Regions from separate parts of the Homo sapiens genome. Here region 2 is linked to region 1. The links are chromatin contacts, found by Hi-C in ENCODE. All regions are on one chromosome and are shown on one strand. Each heading gives the region's core, a stretch centred on a gene start or an enhancer-like site at or near the end of the contact. The rest is flanking DNA. Distances are from core to core; before and after follow the strand shown.

The links. A loop is a pair of places that touch in the nucleus more often than their neighbours do. Pooled maps may share reads with other maps.
Region 2: a map of PC-9 shows a loop between it and region 1 (30-fold over the local background). The contact joins two enhancer-like sites. A Hi-C loop is called at or near these places in 2 of 168 maps with a recorded cell type or tissue (PC-9 and endothelial cell of umbilical vein), 3 of 37 single-sample maps with no recorded cell type and 4 of 50 pooled maps.

The regions. Positions count from the first base shown.
Region 1 is chr10:52,882,919-52,887,143 of GRCh38, reverse strand. No RefSeq gene overlaps it. Among named protein-coding and RNA genes, the nearest start is that of MBL2, 110 kb to the right of the region's middle. RefSeq lists an enhancer at 2,205-2,919. Within about 2 kb of position 2,768, at least 3 of the 41 ENCODE cell types and tissues checked have a DNase peak (open chromatin) inside an H3K27ac peak, as active enhancers do.
Region 2 is chr10:55,628,742-55,632,925 of GRCh38, reverse strand. No RefSeq gene overlaps it. Among named protein-coding and RNA genes, the nearest start is that of ZWINT, 730 kb to the left of the region's middle. Within about 2 kb of position 1,710, at least 3 of the 41 ENCODE cell types and tissues checked have a DNase peak (open chromatin) inside an H3K27ac peak, as active enhancers do.

The DNA.
Region 1 (4,225 bases), core at 1,519-4,018:
CTGCCTGTGTGTTCTTACTGTCTCTTCTTTTTCTTCATTGTCCTCATTATAACTTTCTGATGTATACATTTAACAATGGTTTATCCTCTGTCTTCCTCACTAGAATGTAAGCTGCATGAGCCCAGTGACGTCTGTGTTGTTTACTGTCGTCTCTAACACTTTGGAGACATGATGTGAGGTGAGTTAATATTTGTCAATTGTGAAACATTGACGAAGGGACAGATGAACCGAAGGTCTCTTATATGTTAGATATTTTACAGATCATCTTACTTATTGAAGCTAGATCTCTGAAATACAAATAAATGATGCTGGACTTAAGCTTTCTGTATATTACTTAATGGATTTTGGCTGATGAAGGAAGGTGCAGTGAGCATGTTTTTGGATTATTCAAGGTGGGCTCCTGTGTAGGAAACTGTTCTAAAAATGAAGCCAAAACTATTCCTATCTTTTGGGAATTCACAGTCTGTTTTCAAGAGGAAAGCAATGCTGACTAAATTTTATTTTAATATACCATAAAACCATTTTTTGGCTACAAAAGTACAGACTCTAATTTGTAAGGATTAACAGTCGAACTTTGATATCCCTATACCAAGAAATTATTTCTGGAAATGGCACCATGGTATGGTGGAGCAGGCATGAATATGGAATAAGGGGGTCTGCATGGACCTGAGTAAGTCCCCCACCTTATCCTAGCTGTGTGATCTTGGAGTCATTCACTTGATGCTTTTGAACCGCCATTTTTCCTCTGGAAAATGGCAATGAGAAGGTCTATTTACATGGATGCTGTAAGGACTAGTGAAATCTCACATGTGAAGGTGGTGTAATTACTAAAAATTGATCACATCAATGAAATTCATGCTTATCCATTTGTAGTCAAAGAATAATTGAATTAACTTATGGCAGAAAGTTAAGTGAATGTTGTCCAAAAGGAAGAAGGAAAACTTTGGACCAAGAAAAACAAAAATTACTTTTGAAACTTAACATCTTTTCCTTGCATTAAAAAAGAGCCAAACACCCACCCACACATTGTCACCAAAACAAGATTGCTTTTAGGCAGATAAAAAGCCTCTCTCTTCTTGGGTCTGAGTTCAACCATGGCCTCACCTGGGCCCTTCCAAATCGAGGATTCTCCTCCTTAGAAGCCTGTTTCAGAACAAAACAGAAGGCGTCTGTTCCTAGGCTTCAGAAACACCCAATTTTGAGGAAGCTCCTTTGAACAATATCAAGGCAGACATTAAATTAACATGAATAAAAAGAGGGGTTAGGAGCATGGTTTCTACAAAGCGAGCAGCTCCTTTCACAGGTTGTTGAGAAAACCTCTCCTGTAGGTCCAAGATACCACAATCAATGCTCCCTAAAGCTTAAGAAAGTGAGATACAGACAAGGCTAAATACAAGCATATCGCACTGAATATGGGGGAAAGGTGGATGCCCGGTGGCAGAGCTTTACGGGCTTTATGGGTGTGAACAGAGCGGTGGTCACATAGGGTCCTGTCCTTGGGAGGACCAATCTGGTTTAATGCTCTGCAGTCCCAGTATTAAAATTCTTTTTTTTGTTGTTTTTTTTTTGTTTTGTTTTTGTTTTTTGTTTTTGTTTTGCTTAGCACTTTCATTTTTCTCTAGGACCTGCAAATTATGTAGCCTAATGCCCACGGGAAGCTCAATGGAGCCTCTTGCCTCCACAAAAACCACTGATTGAAAGAAACGACAGCAACTAGGAGCTCCTGTGACTCTGTTTCCATTCCCATTCCCTGGGAAATGATCAACAGCTCCGGTGTGTTCTGTTCTCTGAACCAGCCACCCCACCCTCACTGCCAGCGCAAACCTGCTCTCCTGTGACCACCTATTCTCTGAATGTTTCTACATTTAGAGAAGTTCACCCTCAGAAGAAAGAAGGAAGCCGGGCGCGGTGGCTCACGCCTGTAATCCCAGCACTTTGGGAGGCCGAGGCGGGCGGATTGCCTGAGCTCAGGAGTTCGCGACCAGCCTGGGCAACACGGTGAAACCCCGTCTCTACTAAAATACAAAAAGTTAGCCGAGCGTGGTGGCGGGCGCCTGTAGTCCCAGCTACTCGGGAGGCTGAGGCAGGAGAATCGCTTGAACCCGGGAGGCGGAGGTTGCAGTGAGCCCAGATCGCGCCACTGCACTCCAGCCCGGGCCACAGAGCGAGACTCCGTCTCAAAAAAAAAAAAAAAAAAAAAGGAAAAAGAAAGAAAACAGCAGCATTTTGTAACAGTGATGAATTTGGATGAAATTTGCAAGACCTTGGACTGTTTTCCCAAATGTCCGGGCGTCTGCCAGGCAGCCCTCAACTGCAGACACAAGCCACTAAAGGGAGTCGTGGCTCCAGGGAGCTCGAATGCTTTCCCTGGAAGATCCCCTCCCTAAGCCCCCATCTCCTGGACGTGAAACCCTGTTTAGTCTACATTCAGGAACAGCAGACGTGCTTTTCTGAGAGAATCTAGCACCTTGAGAATTTTGCCATTTGGGATGCGTGTGTATGTGCGCGCGCGCACGTTTTCGAAGCTACAATTAGCACTCTTGAAAAAGGAGAAAGGGAGCGGGAAAAGGAAAGAAAGAAAAAAAGTAGGAACTCCTGTCGATTTTAGTTCAGGCTGCCTGAAGATTCAACTTAAAATAACTGCACCATCAATGCCCCATAGAAATCACAACGGAGGTAGAAGTTTGCGCGGTTCCACACTACCATCTAGGGGATAACAGGTGAAATGACAACCTTCTACTCCCATTTGTACTGACCTTTGTTATCTTGGACATAGGCATGTAGGTCACAGAACACATCCTACGCGCTCTTCTTCCATCGGGTGGTCTCAATATCTACCGTCACTGACGTACTAAGAGGAATGGGAAATCTTCGGAGGGTTTAGCATAGAATTATGTAATTCGGCATATTAAAAAGATGACTCTGTGTACTCTGTGGAAAGTAGCCTTACGGATGGAAGGTGGAAGCCACAGAGAAAGCAGGTAAGAAACCACAGCTATGCCTCGCTTGATGACGCATCCCCAGGAATTCGTCCGTAGGCGATTTTATCCTTGTGCAAACATTACAGAGTGTACTTACACAAACAAAGATGAAGGACCCTACTACATAACCTACGCTATATGGTATCGCCTATTGCTCCTAGGCTACAAACCTGTGCAGACTGTTACCAAATACTGGAGGGCAGCTATTTCCTTCCAAGAAAAGTGCTCCTCACTCCCAAGAGACTGGTTAATGTGTAGAACTTCAGGTATTCCTGAATCATATATATATTTATATTTATATTTATATTTATTTACATATATTTTGAGATGGAGTCTCACTGTGTTGCCCAGGCTGGAGTGCAGTGGCACTATCTCAGCTCACTGCAACCTCTGCCTCTTGGGTTCAAGCGATTCTCCTGCCTTAGCCAGGCCCCCTTCACAATGCCCAGCTAATTTTTGTGTTTTTAGTAGAGATGGGGATTTGCCATGTTGGCCAGGCTGGTCTCGAACTCTTGGCTTCCCAAAGTGCTTGGATTACAGGCGTGAGCCACCACACCTGGCCCTGAATCATATGTTAAACTTATTTAAGTTTAGCTCAAAGCACCTTCCATATTTGGTTAATAAAATTTGGGCCAAAGTTTCTCTCTATGTAGTGAACTGCAGCACAGCTTGGCGTGAAAGCAAGTTCTAACCTAACCTAAGAGTATGCCTTTGTAACCAAGCAATGGAGTCTCAATCCATAGTAGCCAATCCCAGGTTGAACGTTGCCAAATTCCTCACAAATAAGGCAAATGCAGAATTGCAACAATCAGGTAATCTCTGTAATAAGTAATTTCCTGTCTCTTTCTTTTTATAAATACAGCTCACCATTCTGAACCATCTTCCATCTGAAGTGCTGCCTGTTTTAGAGCCTTTTCATTGCTCAAATAAACTCTGTTAAATTTAACTTGCTTTAAGTTTTTCTTTAACACATGTCTCTTCCCAGACTTCCTGATAAACCTCCCATTTTAGTTCACTGGTTCTTGGAAGTTTATAGCAATTCAGTGTTTTAATCTTAAAGGTTTGGCACCAGTTAAAATACAAATGTCTCTGAACCTAAAGTATATTATATTGGAAAATATAATTAAAAACAAAATCTCATCCCAACCCAAAAAACTTCTTCACAAACTTAGAAGAGGAAGAAAACAATTTTGTTATTGAATAAGCATTAAACCAGAATGTGATGCGTATCACAAATAGTCTGC
Region 2 (4,184 bases), core at 461-2,960, 2.7 Mb before region 1:
CATCCTGACTTCACGGATTTGTTGTTAGGAAATAATGTGGCCATGTGCATAAAAAGTTTCATGTAGAACTAAACAAACAAGAAATAGTCAATAAATGTTAGTTATAGTATTTCTGACAAATACAACTGAAGGAATGGGACAAACAATTAAAAATGTACATCTTTTTATCTATTCCTCCTAAATTTTCTTAACTTGTTCATTGGCTATAGTTAGTGTAAGGGTAATTGGGAAATGTTTAAATATAATTTGAAGAGGCATATCATTAAGATCATTGTTATATTTTAGTACTGTTGCCATAATTAGTAATCATAAAACATCGGGTTGTTTAACAGTATCTCTACTACTGCTGCAGAGCTTGACACAGCACGAGTGGGCCCACAAAATGCTAATCACTGTCCAGACAGACTCTGTGGACATTTTAAGGATGCTAGTACCATCCTGGCATCTGCCATGGAAGCAGATGCTATTTGCATCTGTTTGCTATGACAATCACTGATGATGGCAGAAAAAAACATCTACATTTTAAGACAATCTGTTCAAATATTCAAGAACATACTTGGCTTGTCAAGGCACTTTTTAAAAGTTGTTGTAAGAAATGAGATTTATAGGAAATATAAATTATTAAGCTACCAATACATTTTTTTCTGAGTTTACTACTACTTGTGAATAAATATGTTGAGTATGGTTTCTAATCAATTGCTCTGTTGAATTCTGACACAGTTTTTGAGAGAGAGAGAGTAAGGACATTATTTTTCTTTTGACTTACACTAGAACTATTGACTATATTTGCCATGTACTGTGAATTTGAAGCTTATTGTTTCTATAAGTTTATATATATATGTGTGTGTATATATATTTATATCTAAGAAAATGAGTTTCATTATTTTTATAACAAAAGCAGGTTATAAGTGGAAATTCAATACTATGTACTGTCCTGTAAATTTAATCCATCAATTAGTATTAAAATGTACTTTATTATGTGTATTAAACCAAGGTTATTTTCACTATTTTAGAAGAGAAAATAAATAAAATATATTAATTATCTTGTAGAAGAGAAACAGTTGTTAGTCTACACAGTACTACAAATCTTGTTTCTTTGACTTGTCAAGGCATGAAAAAAAACAAAAAACAAAAACAAAGGCAAGGACGTGCTTAGGTTACATAAGGCAGCTTTGCTATGATTGATCGCAAACACACAGTAAGTTGATCCTTCTGGGCATAGTCAAGGGAAGTTCCTTTCCTCGGCGCTTTTGGAAACGTGATCCTATGAGCCCTGGATTGTCAGAGTCCACGCTAACTGTGTGCTAGTTAGTACCCACCCTGCTGTGACCCTAAGGTCGACTGTTACCCGGGGAGTCGGGAGGGGGAACAGGAGCAAGCAGGAGCCACGGAGCGAGTTGGGATGGAGAGAATCGGCCTCCTGGGAAGGAAGCAGGAACAGCAGGTGTGCCGACCTCCTCCTTCTACTGGCGCTCTTGGGCACCGCGCGGGGAAGGCAGTGGCGCACCAGCTGCAGTTCCCGGCGCGCCCGGAAGCGCTGGGGGAGCCCTAGGCCCGCGTTTGGCCACCCTCCGCCGGTGCTCCGGGCTCGCGGTCTGGTGGAAGTCGCAGGGTCGCCCAGAGCCCTTTCGCTCTGTTCGACTGGCGAAGCCGCCATGACTGAGCGGAAAACACTTGTTTCCGGACGCCAAGACTTGCGCGCTCCGGCCGCGCGCTTTTCTGCCTAGGAATTGGTGACGAGGGCCGAGGGCCGCCGTGCTGGGGGAGGTTGGGCAGAGGCTGGGGTGCCGGGGCTCCCCTCCCTGCAGCTCCCGGCTTCGCCCAGTCCCGGGCCAATCGAAAGGGACAGCAGAGGATGAGGTCCTTTCCGCATCCTTTTGAGTGGAAACCGATTACACGGGGAGGGAGGTAACAGTTCTTGGTAGAAAATCTCCCACGAGCGATTCTGCTTTTGTTGGTGTCGTTCCTCCTTTGGGAAAGCGCGTCAACGGGTCAGTGTAGATCCAGACAGAGTTTTGTTCCCGGAGACTGGATGTGTGGGTGGGCGCGGGGCTGACCCTGCGGGACAGGGAGGGGTCAATTCGGCCAAGGAGTACCCTCTCCACCCACCATGTGAAGGGCGCCGTTCGGGTCTGGCCATGGAGTCCCCGAGAATCTGATCTCCAAGGGATTGGAGTGACCCCTTCATCCTGATGTCCCAGTGATCACAATACCCCACTAGCCTCCTGAGCCCGCCCGGCACCGCAGGCTCAGGGCTAGAAGGTGGTTCTTGCCGCGCGCCGTCTGCGGGTGCGCTGGTTGCGTCCGCCTTTGCATCTCGGTTCCTGTCCGCGCTCGCTCCGCACCCAGGCTGAGTCAGGAATACAACCGAAGATTTCCGACTATGCTCCCCTGAGCTGGCCAAGAGTAATGTTCCCTGAAATCATGCCCTCCCAAAAAGCCTCAAAAATCAAGGACATGGGAAGTGGGGTTTGGGGTGGTGGGTTGTGGTCGCGGAATCCAGGAAAGCCCTCCCCCTCAACCCGAAAGCATTTTGACAGAGTGCTAGGCTTGGAAGACCTGAGACTTAGTGAGAGCAAGGAGTGTGAGCGTCAACCAAGCAAATTAACTGTCCCCTGATTTCTTAGAAAATTTCACCGGAAACATTTCTATGAAGAAAAATTAAAGTCAGTTTATGTTATTGACGCTTTTCCATAGCCCTTCAATGTTTTTCTCCCCATCCCCACTCCCGACTTCTTTCTGAACCTTCTGGGCGTATTCTTCGCAGAGCAAAAATGCCGTAACTGTTGCCAGTTTCCGAAGTTTCTAACGCCTTTTGACAGTCCTCTTCGTCAAGTTTGGTCAGACTCTCCCAGTTCAGGACCAACATCAGAGGATGCTCTAGAAGTGGCGCCTGAGAGCCTACCGGTGAATGGCCCTGGCTAGGAAGAGAAGGAGGTTACACAGGAGAGCCTACAGATATTTGTAAGCTCTCTTAGTGATCAACCTTCCCAACATAAACGCGCCAGCGCACACACACCAAGTGAAAGAGAGAGACAGACTCCTTGACCGCCGCTAGAGGGAGGGCCGCTGGGCAGTTGTGCAAAAATGAATAAATATGGACCCTGCTGTCTGGCAGAATTTGTGTTTATGTCACTTTAAAAATACTATTTTTATTTGACAAATCATAACTGTTATATAGTTATGGGATACATTCTGATGTTTTGATATTTGTATGCAGTGTGGAATTATTAAGTTAAGCTGATGTCACTGTTGAAAGGCTTCAAGTGACTAAGCAAGGAAGACCCTACCTTGGTTAGGCTGGAACTAAACAAGGAAAAAACGTACAGCTATAACTGCCTTTCACGGGTTCCTTTGGTCTTGAGATTCTCTATTCTGTTTACCGATTCTTCACTACTTCCTACACAACAAGTCTCAAGGTGCTCAGCACAGAACCTGGGCTCCTAATAGCACAGACAATATTTTATATATACATATGATATACAGATAATACACACACACACACACACACACACACACACACACACGTATTTCCTCAAAGGAATTGTAGGAAAGGACCACAGTAATGTGAATTCCGTTTTTTTCCACCTCTGTTTGATACTGTGGCTTTAAGTAATAGCTGATATACCATGCAAAAACGTAAAAATAAGTTGGAAACATAATTGATCACTTTAGACAGGAAAAAATAAATCCACTTTCCATTATATTTCTGAGTTTTAGAATTTAATTCTTCATTGTCTATCTGGAAATAGTTGCAGAATCCTCAGAAAATATCACTTATAGAAGGGTATTAATATAAGAAATACAACTTCCTTGTGCAAAGGCTCTTAAAGTTACTAAAGGGCGTCTAAGTATGCAAATCGTCTTAGAATGCAGGGTAATGGTCATTTGAAGACATTTGAATACTTTCATCCACTGTGACTCTGAGTTAGGAAGTAGACAGTGGGGGTTAAGGAAAGATTGAGTATTATCTTGATTGGAATTTCAAGACAGGAAAGTCTAATCCCTTTCTTGTAAAAGACATCTCGATGGATTTCAACTAACCTTGAGAAACGAATCAGAATACCTACTCAAACCAGAGCTAAAGAGAAAGTGTTTTTTTTTTTTTTCTTTCTAAAAACCAGGTGTTGAGCTCCTTGGTAACCCAATACTGGGTGCGCGCGCGCAGAGTGGCCAGACCCCTC